2 separate regions of the Mus musculus genome follow, and region 1 is linked to region 2. Evidence: chromatin contacts called from ENCODE Hi-C or POLR2A ChIA-PET data. All regions are on one chromosome and are shown on one strand. Each heading gives the region's core, a stretch centred on a gene start or an enhancer-like site at or near the end of the contact. The rest is flanking DNA. Distances are from core to core; before and after follow the strand shown. Region 1 overlaps Doc2b (double C2, beta). Region 2 holds the start of Ywhae (tyrosine 3-monooxygenase/tryptophan 5-monooxygenase activation protein, epsilon polypeptide).

Region 1 (7,511 bases), core at 1,919-4,418, 37 kb after region 2:
GCTGGGGTTGGAGATGTCTATTAGAAAGCAGTTAGCAGTTGACTTTTTCTAAAAGTACCACACTGCTGTAATCTGGGGTAGGCCATGATTGTTATGCAAGGTCCAGTCACACAGGCTAGCTAACTGAGGCGCTATCCTGCCTCAGCTTTCCAAGCTGCTAGGATCAGAGGCATGCACATGGCCAGACTCTAGTTTTATCTCTAGCACAGGCTACCATGTGAAATAATGCTTTTTGTGAATTCCTTTCTCATCAGATTGATAGAAGACAGTTGCCTTCAGTGTCATAAAGGGGTTTCCGATGATTGAGTGCTTTATATCTAACATAAAGTTTCCAGATAGTTAAGGCCAATATCAGACTCATAAGACATTGACCATTTGGAAAGCCACTCGGGAAACGCAGTTATTCATAGTGTTACTGTACCAAACACTAGCTGATTGGTGGACTTGATCCAGGTAGTGGACGTAGGGCTGGAAGGGATAATGGTCCAGTGAGTAAGAGCACACTACAGTGGACTTGTTCCCAGAACTCAGTTGAGACGTTCCCCATTGCCTGTAACTCCAGTTCTAGCAGAGTTGACACCTGGCCTCCACAAGTACCAGCAAACACGAGTATATATTCAGGCAAAAAAATTTTTTTTAAATAGTGAAGCTAAAAAAACCCAAAACAAGAAATTCTGACATGCAGGTGAGTTCAAGGTCAGCCAGGTCAGCATATGAGTTCCAGGACAGACAGGGCTACACATACAAACCCTGTCTTAAAAAAGCAAAAACAATGAATTAGAAATATTTAAAAACAAAAAAACCCTTTGGCCATCCAGCCTTAGAGCCTGATGCTGAGTTCATCCTTACTGTGAAGTAATACCTAATTCTGATTTGTTGTGAGGTTGGGTCTCATATTACTCAGGCTGGCCTGGGAATTCAGCCCAGGAGGGCTTTCAAGTTCCTCCATCTCCCGGGTGCTGGGAGGACAGGTGTGTCCTTGAGGACAAAACCTGGAGCCTATTTACTGAGAAGTGTTGTACCAACTGAGCTTTTACTCTAAGCCTGGCCATACAGGTGTCACTGTCACAAAGTTGGCTTCTCCAGAATGGACTTCTGTGTAGCCAGCAAACCTAAGTAATAAACAATGACTCTTGTTTTTGTTTTCCGGAGACAGGGTTTTTCTTCTTAGCCCTGGCTGATCTGAGGCCAGTTGGCTGGCCTCAGCCTCGGAGGTCTGCCTGCCTCTGTCTTCCAAGTGCAGAGTATTAAGTGTTTTTCCTGCGTGTTACTATGTCTGTGCAACAGGTATGTAAGCAAGTGTTCCTCCCTGAAGAATCTGATCCCTTCGGACTGAAGTTACAGGCAGTTGTGAGCTGCCATGTAGTTAAACAGAAGTCAGGTCTTGTGTAAGAACAATAGTTCTCTAAACTGCAACACATCTCCACCCAGTGCTTCATGAGCATATCCAAGTAAATTTGATACTGAAAAAACAAAACAACAACAAAAAAAACCCAACCTGTCTAGAGCTTCAGGAAGTACGGATCAAGAGTCGAAGGCCCGCCTGTAACCATGAGGTCATGGAGAAATCTGCTAAAGTCAAGAGGGGGCTTTTCAGAGTTTTAGAGCTGCTAAAAGCAGGAAAGGCTGTGAAGGTGATTAGCCCTTGCAAGGACAGTTGGTACTCCATTGCAAGGAGTCCCTGTCCCCTGAAGTGTGGGCTGATTTAGTAGCATCCCCAGAACATTTGGGTTCAGTAAAAAATAAATTTACATTTGAAATATTTTATGTGCCCTGGTGTTTTGTCAGTACTCGGCTTTCATTCCTTGCCCATCCCACTTAGCCACACTGGGCTCCTTGAGGTTCTTGACCATACCAAGCCTGCCCCTGTTCCAAGAGGCCACATCTGTTCCCTCCACCTAGAACATAACCTCAAGTATTCCATCCCAGTGCCCTCTCTGGCCTCCTCTAACTCATGTCTGTCCGTGGAGAAATCTGCCCCAGGTCAGCACTAATCCTGTACAAGCATTTTAACTCATTATTTTAACATTTTATTGTGTGTATAAGTGAGGGACAGGGAGGGAAATAGAGGGAGGTTGAGATACTGAGCGTGCAAGCTGGTTCAATTGTGTGGAGGTCAGAGGATAACTTTACACCTTAAAGCTTGATACAGGGACGATCTTATTTTTGGGTGTTTATTCTAGGTTAGTTGGCAGGAAGGCTCTGGGCAACTCCCCAATCCCCACTTCCCATATGGTCCCTGGGATTGCTGGGATTATTAATGTCACATCACATCCTGATTTGGGTGTGTGTGGGTGTGTGTTTGAAATGGTTTGCGTAGCCTTGGCTGTTCAACTTGTAGACCAGGCTGGTTTCAAACTCAGATCTGCCTGTCTCTTGAGTGCTGGAACTTATGGCCTTGGCCTCCACCACCTGCATATCCTGAATTTTTTGTTTGTTGGCTGTCCTGGAACTGGGTATGTAGACCAGGCTGGCCTCGGTCTGCCTCTGTCTCCCAAGTGCTGGGATTATAAAGGTGTGGGCCACACCAGAAAGTCTTGCCTTTTTGTCTTCCAGGGATCACGCTTAATCCTGAGGCTTGTGTGGCAGGTGCATCTGATCAGCCTCACATATTCAAACTTCTGAGCCTGTTTTTCCATAAGTAACCTAGGAGCCTGTTTCAAATGGAGAGTTGTAAATGAGAGGCAGGAGGATCATCACAAGTTGGATGCTAGACTGGTTTACAAATGCATTTCAAAAAACAAAAGTAAACGCCACATATAAGCCCCAGTTGTCTTTCGCTTGTTCCCCCCAGATCTTCCAAGGAGTTTCCCAAGCTAGTGCGACCTCAGTACGACGTTCTCATTTACTTTGATTATATATCGTTATAAATATTAACAAATAAGACTTAAAAAGGACACCTTTGGGAAGGTCAGACAAGATTACAAAAATTGTTTCGTGGCGCTGCAGTTTGAGGATGTATTCTGCAGTCGTCACGTGGCAGCAAAACTGTAAGCAGTGCACGAGTCCGTGTCGAGGACAGCCAGAGTCCATGCATCGGGAGATTCACTTGGCTGGAGAAGGACGGAGGGCAGGACGCTTGGCCCGAGCTCGGCGGGCGGGCGGGCGGGCGGGCGGGCCACGGAGGTGCAGTTCCTCATTTTTGCCACTAGAGGTCAGGAGGTCACTGACTCTGGGTTGGAAGACGGGACTGTTCAGGGATTGGCTAACGGTGGTGGAGGGCGGGGCAGAGACCAGGACGCGAGGTGGATGATGGGCATCAAGAGAGGCCCTGGTTACTGACAGTACTTTGGAATGACCTTTGTTTTTGGTATCAAATTTCCTCTTTGCAACGCTGATGAGCCAGAAGGAAGATACTCGTTTGGAATGAAAGACTGAACTGATTCTGAAACTTCTCAAAGGACCTTTTCCCTTTAGTAGAGATGTAATGTACTGGGGATTTAGAAACGTTCCAGGATCCGGGAAAGTTCCATCACTTTTTAGTGGCCATCACTTTTTAGGTGGCTAGAAGCCCTGCTTCCCACCCTGCCTGTCCCTGGGATTGGCAAGGATCATCATTGAGTCCCAAACCCACTTACTGCCTGGTGCAACAGGGATCCAGGTTTCTTGTCCACCTGAGCCACCTGTTCTTTTGATGAGCTTCAGTCACCTCAGGTATAATAAACATTTAGGTATAATAAACATTTCTGTATCGTCGGGGGGTTTCTAAACTCCTCTCTGAACAAAGCACCCCAAAAGGCAAAATCTGAGTTACTCAGAGCTCAACCAGGTGCACTTAAATATCTGCTCCTGTTTCTAGCTGTATGGGGAAAACATCAGGCCGGTCCCCCAAGTTCCTTGACCTCAGGCTGGGGGTGGGACAGCTGAGTTCCAGGGCTTGGCTGTAGCCTTTGGCAAATCCTAAATGGCACAAATGATTTCAAAGCCAGCTAGAGGGTGAGGTGGCTGACAATAACAAGACTTCTCTGTAAGAGACCTCACTAAGCCCCATTAACTCCGGAGAGAGGGACCTGAGAGTCCTTGTCCTCAGATAGTCAAAAGGCTTGGAGTTTTTGCTTCAGCCCTTCACACCGTGGTGGCCCTGGAAGTTTATCAACAACTCTGGAGCCATCTCATTTATAAAATGGGTTGACCATGCCTCCCACCACACAGGATGGTGAAGATTCAATAAGAAGGCGTTTGCCAATTCAGTAACAGGCGACACCTTTTAAAGAGGGAAACCCAGTCTCTTACAAGCAACAGGTGGCTTGGTGCTGTGGAGAGCTAGAGACCTATTTTCCCTGCCAACTAGGGAAGGCTGGTGAGCACTGTGGATTGGAATCATGTTCTGGGACCCCGAGTTCTTATTTCAGCTGTAGGAGGGTTCTAGGCTTAGGGCAGGACCCCAGTGTCTTATCACTCAGTGATGGATTGAGGAAAATGGGGCTCTGAGATGATGGTGGAACTCCTTGGTTCCCTGTTCCCCCTGTGCTCCTGAATCCCAGTTGGCAGGAGGCAGTTGGGAGCTTCAAGACTGACCAGTGTCCTACCCTTTCCTAGAAACTGAGGCCAGAGTTCTCAGCTCCTGAGGGCAGAACCCCCATCCCTCCACCTTCCCCCAAACAAGGCTTTCTATTTTCCACTGCTGGTCCTGACTGTCTTGATAGGGCCAGGATGCCATAGGTAGCCGTGAAGGACCTAACACCAGCTTGAGCTGAGGGGATGAAGAAGGGAGGGACAGGTGGGCAGGAGGGATGCTTGCTTCTTTCCACATTAGTAGGATCCCTTTCTCATTCCCCTGAAGCTGACTGGGAATTTACGCTGAGAACAGGAGCAGTGTGCATTGAGACCCCTTGGGAGCAAGATCAAATGGGAGAGCTTGGGTTTGAACATTGTTTCCCAAGTGCTTGTACACATCCCTAAGCCTAGCTCCTGCCTAAAAGCCCAATGCTGCCCTAGCGCAACCCTAGGCCCCCATGGCTCCCTGTCCCCTGGTACCCTCTTTCAGGCCTCCTCTTTTCTGTATTTGGTTTTCTCCTAGCTTTCAAGCCACAGCTGGGTTTTCAAGACTGTGCTGAGCCCTGACTCTCATGGGATGCCTTCCTTGCCCTCCACCCTTCAGCAGTCAGCAGTACCCACAGCCCCTGCAGACAACTGGCTGGTTCTGGTATGCTGCACCCCTTTGTAGCAATATGTGCACCCAGATGCCCTGCTAGAGTGGGAATCCCCGTCCCAGAGGCTCACGGAGTCTATCTGCCCATCAATGCACAAGCAAGTTGGAAGCTCTGGCTGGCTACATTGTCTGTCCTGGAGTCCTGGGCTCTGCCTGCCCATTGTCCTCCCTGTAGTCTCCAGGCAGCCAGAGTACCCCCATTTCTGGGCTTGCAGCAGGGCTCCACCCCTCACCTCCAATAGGTCCTCACTGTAGATAGCCCTTCCTCTGGATGGAGCTGAGGCTGAGGATTCCCCCAGCTCTGGCCAGCTTGGATGCCCAGGGAGCTGGAACAGGTATCATGTTGTGTTTTCCTGTCCCTCTGAGGGAGGCTGGGTGCTCTTGGCCTCCTAGCAGGGGCTGCACTGTCTATGTCCGAGCAGACAACTTGGATCTTGCCCTTGGCGGCAGCTGAGAAAGCCCAGGGTTGGACCTGTGTGGGCCGGGTGGCAAGGGTGGGTGGCAGCAGATGGGACAGTCAGTCGCTGAGTACAGCCCCTGGGAGCTCATTGGTGAGCGTGTGCCAACGCTCAATCCTCTTGTCCTTGTTCTTCAAGCAGTCAAACCAGTGCTTCAGGCGCTCGCCCTTGGCGTTGATGCCCAGAACCACACCACCTGCGGAAGAGATCAGAGGGGCAGCTAGGGATTTCAGTGCCCCCAGCGTCCAGACCCATTTGTGTGTGGACAGCCCCTAGCTTCCAGCCACACCCTTCCCACTTGACCCAGTGTTTGATGTCATGTTTCTCCTCTACCAGGGACCAGAACAGTGTGGGGCAGGGTTCAATGGTACATAGTAGGGAGTGAAAAGGGGGAGGAAGGGCTACAGTGGCCCATTGTGTACCAATGTCATGCCCACAGAAACTTGTGGTCCCATGGGCTCTGAGTGCTGACCCACTCGGGAGTTGACCATCATTCTATGTCACCACAGATGCTGTGAGGTCTCCCCTCCCTGGGCCTCTCTTCTGTCACATGATTATAGTTTGGAGAGTGCCTGAGATCCCATTCACTAGGGGTAAAGTGGTTCTTGGACAGGCACACAGCTAAGTGGCCTTCCCTTCATGTACCTTACCGATGAAATCATTGGATTTTCCAATGTCATAATCCCAGACAGTGACCTCCAGAGTCTTTTTGGCCAGGTCTCCATGCTTGATCTCGTAACAGAATTCCTGCTGGCCAGAAGAGGGTGTTAAAGCCAAGGCCACTTGGCTGAGAGGTCTGTCATGTGCTCAAGCCTCAAGGTGGTCAATGTGGGGGTCACTCTAACCAAGCTGCCCACTTCTTCCCAAAGGGAGGCTGAGCAGGCCCCTGCCTCCACCCTCGTGCCCTTCTGTCTCCCTCAAGCTGCTCCCAGATGCTGCAGAGACCCTGGCTGCGATGAACTGTCTTAGTGAAGAGTCTTTGCCATCCTCTGGGGCTGGCCTTGCTTCCCAAGCACCTGCTGTCACCTCTGCCTGTGAATCCATGGCCGTGAATCAGGCCCCAGGCGTTCTGCTCTTCTTCCAACTTATTCAGTGGAAGACCCCCCAGGTCTGTGACCCACCCTCTGCTCTGAGGACCTGGGCACCCACTGTCCTGTTCTGCCAGTGGCCCTAGCGGGTATGCCTTCACTTCAGGACTTCTCATCTACAAGTTCATGTTTGAGACCTGTGCAATTGAGTTACAAACAGAAATTGCAAAATTGTCCCGTAGTAAGCTTATGGTATTGGGTTCACTGTGTCCAGAGTCATCTTGACACGCCTGCTGGGGTGTCTTGAGTCTCCACAGCCTACCTAGCATGTCTCCTCATTCTCTCCACATCTTTCTTCCCAACCCTGTCATCTAGAAGGTCACTCACACGCTGCTGAACATCCTCTCTTTCCACCCCTACCTGATTCAATATCAACCTTCTTAGTCCCACGAGCTTCCCTATTGCCAAGTAGACTTGGTAGAGCCTTACCTACCATGGCTGAGGCAACTGTTCCCTACCCTCTCTTACCGCTTCCCAGTTCCCCACAGTACCCTTTTGAAGACCAAGCCCCTCCAGACCCCCACCCAGCCCAGGCTAGCCCCACAGCTCTCATGAAGCCCAGTGGAGCCTGGCCATACCTCATTGAATTCTGGGTTTAGTGTTTTCTTCTTCACTGCTGTCTTATGCTTGGATTTCTTGTCTACATCTGGCTTCAGATATCTGGAATGATAATTGGGGACAATCAGAGGCTAGGCGAGCTGTGAGCTGCAGATGGTGCTAGCAGAAGCTATGGGGCTCTACCCTGGAGATGCGTCCCTGGTCACCTTTGTCCTAACCTGGAGACCCTGGCTTGCCCACATGTGGGGAACGCTG
Region 2 (7,616 bases), core at 2,137-4,636:
CCTTCTAACTCTCCAACACTAGGTAGGAGAGAAAGGTTGGAGGGGAAAGAGGGTGGAGACATCTTTGGACTACTTCCTACTGATTAGGGGCATTGAGCTCCTTGGGACAAGATATCCAATTTAGTTTTCTTGACTCTTTGCTTAGGACCACTTAATAAACTGCACCAGGAGGACCAGGAACAGGACCCTCCCCGGAGTCAACCCTCAGATGTGGGACCCTGTAGTTTATACCCTCTGAAAAGTTCCCAGAATTCCAAATGTCACACATTCAAAGAAACTAACTGCAGTTGGCAAAACCCCATCCCTGCTAGAGCAATCCTGGGCAAATCCTAGTAACCTGCTGTGAAGCAGTTTCTAATCCCACACCTAGGATTAAAGCAAAAACATCGCTACAGAACAACTGGCTTTTTAAAGAAACCAAAATTCTCACTACACAAGGACAGGAAAGTAAGACAGACCAGTTGTGAGCAGGAAGAGATCAGCCAGTGTGAGGGATGAGAAGGCAAGGGGGTGACAGGACCTAAACACTGTGTCCCTGCACAAAAATGCCAAAATGCCATTCTGTGTAATGTGTGTTAACAAAATGTTTATTAGAGAGGCTGGGTAGATAGTGCAAGTTCAGCCTGCAGAACTCACATGTGAACTTTGCAGCAGAGAGTGGAGACAAGTAGAACTCTGGGGTTTATTTGGGCAGCCATCCTAGGCTACTGAGAGTTCCACGTCCCAGAAAGAGAGTCAGTCTCAAAGAACAAAGTAGGTGGTGGGACACACCTTAATTCACTGCACTAGGAAGGCAGGAGGGCTTGTACTTGATGTGTAGCTGAGAGTGGCCTTGAACTCCCAATCTTCCAGTCCCATTGTCTTCAGTGCTGGGATTACAGGTATACCACCATGCCAGGCTTATCAGCCCCCTTTCAACTCCATGTTTGCTATTCTACCTGCCTAATGCTTGGGGAATCTCAGAACCAGCACGTGCTAAAGAAGAGTTCATGTTTTTCTCTCTATCTTAGCCAGCAACTCTTCCTGGACTCCTGTTTGTTTTTTTTATTATTGTCATGGTTTTTGTGTGTATTTTTTGAGGCAGGGTCTCACACTGTAGCACTGGGTGTCCTGAAACTTGCTCTGTGGCTGGGCCTGAAACTCAAGAGGTCCAACTGCTTTTCCTCCCAAGTGTGCCACTATCCCTGGCCTTCCTGTTTGCTTTAAAGACATAGTCTTATCCTTTTTCTGGGGCTGGCCTGGAACTGGAACTATGTAACCAAGGCTGGCCTCAAGCTTATGGCAATCCTCCTGCCTCAGCCTCTCAGTGCTGGGATTATAAGTGTGAGTTACCATATTCAGCTCTGTATTTCTTTTATGTTACTGGTACTGTTGCTCATTCCTTTGACAGGGTGGGAAGGTGGGAAGTCAAGTTTTATTTCACATGGCTGGTCAGCTACAAAGTCCTGTGGCCTCTCCGTGATGCTATTCTTGTCTGTCCTTTCCTCTCTGTCCAGAGGCTAGTATCGATTACTTTTGCTTATATTTTGTAATATGATAATTTACCATTCTTGTTCATTACTGCTATGCAATGTTTTCTTTCTCCTGTTGGCATATTTTTTGTCTATTTTACTGGGTTTTTATATCTCTACCTCCCCTTCCAACCCCCCCCCCCCCAACACTAGGTAGGAGAGAAAGAAGGGGAAAGGGAATATAGACCTCTAAAGGCTACTTCCTGCTCACTGGGGGCATCGGGGTCCTTGGGGCAAGTCTAATCTTTGTCGTCAGGGTATCTCTAACTTCTTGTCTCTTTGCTTATGGCCATTTGACAAACTGCAACAAAAGCAACCAGGAGCAGCAGCCTTCTTCTTTGGAGTGCCCCTGTTCCCCTCTGGGCTCTGGCATTTATTTATCTCCTCTCCAGAGTCTCCAGAAATCCAAACATAAACTATCCGCAGCTGGCAAGACCACAGCCCTGCTAGTGCACAAGGTAAATCCTAGTCACCTGCTTCGAAGCCGCCTCTTATCCCACGCCTGGGATTAAAACGCAAACACATTCACAGACCATAGCTGGGTTTTTGAAGAAACCAAAACTCTCACCACCAGCTCCTTTCTTTTTGTGTTTGTGTTTCGAGGTAGGGTATTTTTAGTCCAGGATGGCCTGGAACTTGTGGCAATCCTTGTCTCTGCTTCCACAGTGCTGGAATTACAGGCGTGAACCACCGCTTCAGTAAGTACGGAATACTTTTCTTAAGTACAATTATGACGATGTCACCTTCCACTCAGAATCATCAAAACAGCTTGCCCAGATAGGACTATAACTCAGTGGCAAAACACACGGTGGAAGCTGTGGGGGTCAGTCTCCAGCGTTTGGACAAAACAATTCCTGTCCGTTCACAGACTAAGATGCAAACCTCTGGGCGTGTGACCTCAGGCCTTGATCCCAACCTTTTGATTTCACACTCATTTTGAGGCCCTTTTTCTGCATGGCTCAGCAGCAAGCTGATATTGAGTATAAGATGTTGAAAATCCATAAGGAAGCAGACTAGGCGTGGCCATTGCAAGTGAAGCAATCCCCATGGAGGATTATTTATTTCTAACTCATCAATGTCAATTTGCCCTTACACACCTCAGGTGCACCTTGCACTCCAAGTGAGGCAAGCCACTATGTCTCCTTTTTCCCTCGAGTGAGGGTTTCCCTTAACTAGCTGAGATTGACCACTTTTTCTTTTTTCTTTCTTTCCTTTTTTTTTTTTTTGAGATGGGGGTTTCACAATGTAGCCCTGGCTGACCTGGAATTTGCTTTGTAGATGGGACTTGATCCAAACTCGATCCTTGCGCCTCTACCTCACTAGTGTTGGAATTAAACACACTCACCTATGCTTGAAGCAAAACCAGAGATTTTAAACAAAAGTCCTATCTACGATAGGCCAAAGAGATAAAATATGGCTGGAGGGGAGAAGAAAATGCTTAAAGTATGGAAGCAAGGGAGATGATGATGCGTGAAAACTCGAGCTTTCCCTTCTTGTCCTTGTCAATTCTTTAAATTGGATGAGAAAAATGTGCTAGAATGCACAGGGCCGGTTGATCTTCAACGAGGAAGGCCTGCCGTAGCAAGAACCCATCAAGCCTGTCGCTCTGTCCCCCACAGGCCAGCCCGCGGTCGCCCCGCACGGGCTTCTGGCTAACTCCCCTCCCGCAGTCTAGGCCGACCTCGCCTCCAGCCGCTCCAGGGGCCGTTCTCCGTCGCAGTCGCAGTTCCCGCCTCGCCACAGGGCCGCCCGCTGTGCCGACGGAGGAGGGGCGTCTGTCGCGCTGGTTCCAGCCTTTTCTGGCGCCGAACTCCGGGATCCGCCCCCCCCCCCCCCCGCGCCAGTTGCCAGGGAGCGGTTGCCATAGAGCTGAGCAGTTGTCCGCGTGCGCAGGCGGAAGTCCCGGATTGAGGCGCCGCCATTTTTCCTGCTCGGACGCGGAGCGAGAAGCTGAGAGAGTCGGAGACGCTATCCGCTTCCATCCGTCGCGCAGACCCTGCCGGAGCCGCTGCCGCAATGGATGATCGGGAGGATCTGGTGTACCAGGCGAAGCTGGCAGAGCAGGCCGAGCGATACGACGGTGAGTCGGGGGGGTGTCGGGGGGCTGGAAGTCTCGGACCCTCCGCCGCCGCCCACAGAGGCCGGGAACCGGAGACAAAATGGCGGAGCCGTCTCGGAGCCCGGCTTGGGACGTGGGTCGGGAAGCAGGCCGAGGCCTGCGGGCTCCCGGCGCGGTGGGAGTCCCCGGGCCTAGGGATTTGACCCCTCCGGTGTCCTTAGCTTGCAGGCGCTCGCCCGCCAGCAGGCCGGGGCGGAGGGTGGAGGAGTTGGTTGTAAAATGGCGGCTGGAGGGGGAGGGCGAGTCCCCGGGCGGGGGAGGGGGGAGGAGATGGCGGGTGCCGGCTCCCGGCGTGCGATCCCCACGGGAGCCCTCGGGAACCGCGGCGGGGTGTGGAGGAGGACACTTGGGTGGGGCGATGTGAGGAACGGTACCGGTCGCTCGGGAGAGGGCGGCATCGAGGAGCTGTAGCGCTAGGCGCCTTTCGGGGAAATATGGCGGGTGGGGGCGGTGGCTTTTCCCCTGAGGCCCAGTGTGGGGCGGCGGCCGTGGAGCCTCACAAAGGAGAAGCCTCTGGAACGGACGGCTTCTCGGGGCCGGCGGTGGAGAGGAGTCTTCTGGTGAGGGTGGAGTGTTTGGAAATCACTGCAGAGCCTCCCTCCTTGGGTGGAGGCGAGCTGAGATGCTGCGATTGGATTTCTTCCTTTGGGCCGACACACCTTGGAGTTGAGAGTTTGGGGGGCTTTTTAGCCTCGCCTTCTTCCGGGGAGGTGCAGAACCTCACTCCTACCCCGTTTGTTCTTACCCAGGATATCCTAAAGTTGCTGCGGGTTTTTTTTTTCCCCCTTCTGTCCCCATCCTTCATAGGCACGGAGTTCTGATGGCTAGAATACAGGAGACCAGGCTTGCCAGGATTCCTTAGTACGAATTTCCCTTTGCAGAGTCAGTGCCTCAGTTTACCCGTTTGTAAAATTGACGACTGTACTATTCACACTCGTCATTATGAAGTATGGAAAGACCTGCTGAGAAATGGTTAATTCAAATAATGTTTAGTAGCACTTTGGGTTGACAACCCAAGTTCGGGTGGAATGCATGCTCTTCCTTGGCTTGGGGAGCTTTACCTATTTTGAGCACTCAGTTGAGGCTTGGGGAGTTTGAATTAGGAATGTAGAAGATTGTAGTTTTTCTGTTTTATGATTTCATTGTTACATGATTGGGGCTCAAACCCAGGATTGCATGCAAGCAAGACAAGTGCTCAAATACTGTGCTACACCACAGCTCTGTTTTATCCATTTTAAGAGAATGGTTTTATATATATGTATATGTGTGTGTGTGTGTGTACACACACACACACAAATTTCAATAGTTACTCTTCTGTTAATTTGACACACACACACCCCACCTGCAGGTGATGGAGACTAGACCCTAGTACATGCTAGATTCTCAACTTAGCTCCTGCTAATTGCAGTCTAGTTTTTTTTTTTTTTTTTTTTTTTTTTTCTGAGAATTTCATTGACATATCTACTGTGTTTGTGAAGTGTAACTAGATATTTGAGTTAGGCAATAGGCCATTAAACTAGTATTTAAAAATGAAAAGTCACACACATGGTTCCTGTGATTTAATTAATTGCAGGTGTAGTTCTGGCTGTTCTGAAACACTATGTAGACCATACTGGTCCTGAACTCAGAGATCCGTCTCCGCCTCCCTGTGTGCTGAGATTAAAGGCATGAATACTAAGGCTAGGTCCTGTGAGTTCAATGTTTGGGAAGTGGTAGGGTCCAATGAGACAAGATTGGAATTAAGTGTTCCTCATGTTTTTTCCATGTTAGTTAAAACATTTGCTTTTTCAAATGTTAGGTCAGACCCTTTTCCTTGAATGGCAGTTTCTCCTGTGGAAGCTTTTGAACCACCAGTCCTTAGTCTTTGCCAAAGTCACAGGCCCAGCATTTGGAAAGTAGAACAGCAGACCTCAAAACCTCCAATTTAGGAAAGACGCTGAACTACATTTTGTCTTGCAGATTTCAGTTTGTAGTGAGTTGGGCTCCTGTTGGGAGCTGGAGGAGGTGGGATGGGGAAATAGGAGTGCAGCTCCAGGTGAGCTTGTCTGTCCCGGGAGAGTACTGGAGGTTTCCCCTCTCGATCCCAGAAGAGGTCCCCCCCTTAATCTGTGTCCTTGGGAGGAAGCATGAAATTAATTTGAAGACTGGTGACTTAGGCTTTATGTAAATATAATAACCCTCCCTCCCCCCCAAACGAGGTATGAGGGGAAGCTTTCTGATTTGCTTCTAAAAGTCATTTTAAAAAGGGATTTGCAAACATGATTGTAGCTTCCAAATAAATGACAATTTTTAAATCATACTTGGGGTTTGAATGATGAGAATTTTTGAGCAAAGCTTGGCCTTGTTGGCTATTGAGTACAGTGTTCTAGAAAAGCCATGTGGTGACTGTACTTAATGAGGGAAGGAAACTGGAAGCACTCCTGTGATTTGGCCTAAGAAAGGAAATCAGTAGAAAGGGAGAGGAAGAAGGCAGTCACAGAAAGTGATCACTCCTACTGACTGGTAATTCATTTTTATTAGTGTAACAAAAATTGATTATAGTCACTGATTATAGTAGTAACCACTTAGTAAATAAAATGCCAAGGGTAGTGAAAGAATGCATCGCAACCCTGAGTTTTAGATACTATGTAAATGTTGGCTTTTAATTGCCTGCTCTTTTTTTTTTTAAAGTGTGTCAACAGTTTTTTTCTTTTTATTTATTTATTTATTTATTTTTAAATATTTATTTATTATATGGAAGTACATTGTAGCTGTCTTCAGACACTCCAGAAGAGGGAGTCAGATCTCGTTATGGATGGTTGTGAGCCACCATGTGGTTGCTGGGATTTGAACTCTGGACCTTCGGAAGAGCAGTCGGGTGCTCTTACCCACTGAGCCATCTCACCAGCCCCTAATTGCCTGCTTCTTGCTGCTGTCATAGGTTTCTCTTGTATTTTGCATGCTGGGTGGAGCCTGGTGCCTGAATTATCTTTTACTTTCCCCATAGGTAATAGAAAACAATTTATATAGATTATTTAATGGTCTTAGAAAAGGAGGTGAGAAGCCGTTTTAAAGAACAGCTTTAGGACAGTTTAAAGAACTGTTTAGGAGTTTATATAGGAAAACTTAAAGCTTGAGGCTACGACTGTTCATTTTAATTGTTAGTATTCCCTCTCTCTTTCTCCTGCTCATTCATTCATTCATTGAGACAGGTTGTCTCTGAAGAGCCCCTGGCTCAACCAGAATTCACTGTAGACCAGCCTGGCCTCAAACTCAGAAACCTTCCTCCTGCCTCATGAGTGCTGGGGAGTGTGGCAATATGCCCAGTTTAGTTTAGTAATTTAACAAGTCAGTAGTCTTAAGAAAATAGGGTTTTGTATATTTGTAGCCATATTAATCAGGTTACCATAGTCAAACAAATAAGTTTTCATACATTTAAAACACATGAGTATAGAAAAGTTAAGGAAGTGGGGCATAGCTAGGAATTGAACTGAGGGCCTTGTACATCCTAGGCAAGTGATCTACCATGGAACTAGATCCATCTGTATTTTGAGACAAGGTCTCACTAATTTACCTAGGATAGCCTTGAACTGGCCTTGAAATTACCACCCTCCAGTGACAGCCTCCCAAGCAGCTGAGTTTGGCCTGTTCAAAATTGGAGGTTTTTCCCCCTATTTTCTGGGATCGGAGTGGTCAACATATGTAATATTTGACTCGTGTGGTGGTTCTGCTTTTGTCTTTCCTAAACTTCATCGTGCTCAGATTAGCTCAGTGGGGTCTAGAATGGTGGCACACTACTTTAAACTACACTTAGAAGACAAGGCAAGAGGATCTCAAGTTCCAGGTTAGCCTGAGTTATGAAATCCTATCTGAAAACGACAAATTAGCCAGGTGGGATGACACATACCTTCAGTCTCTGCACTCAGGAAGCAGATGCAGGCAGATGTCTGAGTTCTAAGCTAGAAAAGAAAAGAATTGGTTCTATGGGGTGTGGCGTGTTGTTGAGA

The links. Hi-C counts contacts between places; a loop is a spot of excess contacts on that map. ChIA-PET counts read pairs that join two places held with the same protein, here RNA polymerase II (POLR2A).
Region 1: POLR2A ChIA-PET joins it to region 2 with 25 read pairs in embryonic stem cell. The contact joins the enhancer-like site here to the promoter of Ywhae in region 2. A Hi-C loop is called at or near these places in 1 of 37 maps with a recorded cell type or tissue (heart). POLR2A ChIA-PET finds 5 or more read pairs at or near these places in 4 of 5 experiments (Patski and embryonic stem cell).

Annotation. Positions count from the first base shown.
Region 1 is chr11:75,766,263-75,773,773 of GRCm38, forward strand. It overlaps Doc2b (double C2, beta), which reads right to left. Exons shown (of 9, transcript NM_007873.3): 7 at 7,277-7,358; 8 at 6,261-6,357; 9 at 2,008-5,806. The coding sequence ends at 5,670. Among named protein-coding and RNA genes, the nearest start is that of Gm12339, 26 kb to the right of the region's middle. Within about 2 kb of position 3,169, at least 1 of the 3 ENCODE cell types and tissues checked has a DNase peak (open chromatin) inside an H3K27ac peak, as active enhancers do.
Region 2 is chr11:75,729,501-75,737,116 of GRCm38, forward strand. Ywhae (tyrosine 3-monooxygenase/tryptophan 5-monooxygenase activation protein, epsilon polypeptide) reads left to right here and starts at 3,387. Exons shown (of 6, transcript NM_009536.4): 1 at 3,387-3,591. The coding sequence starts at 3,528.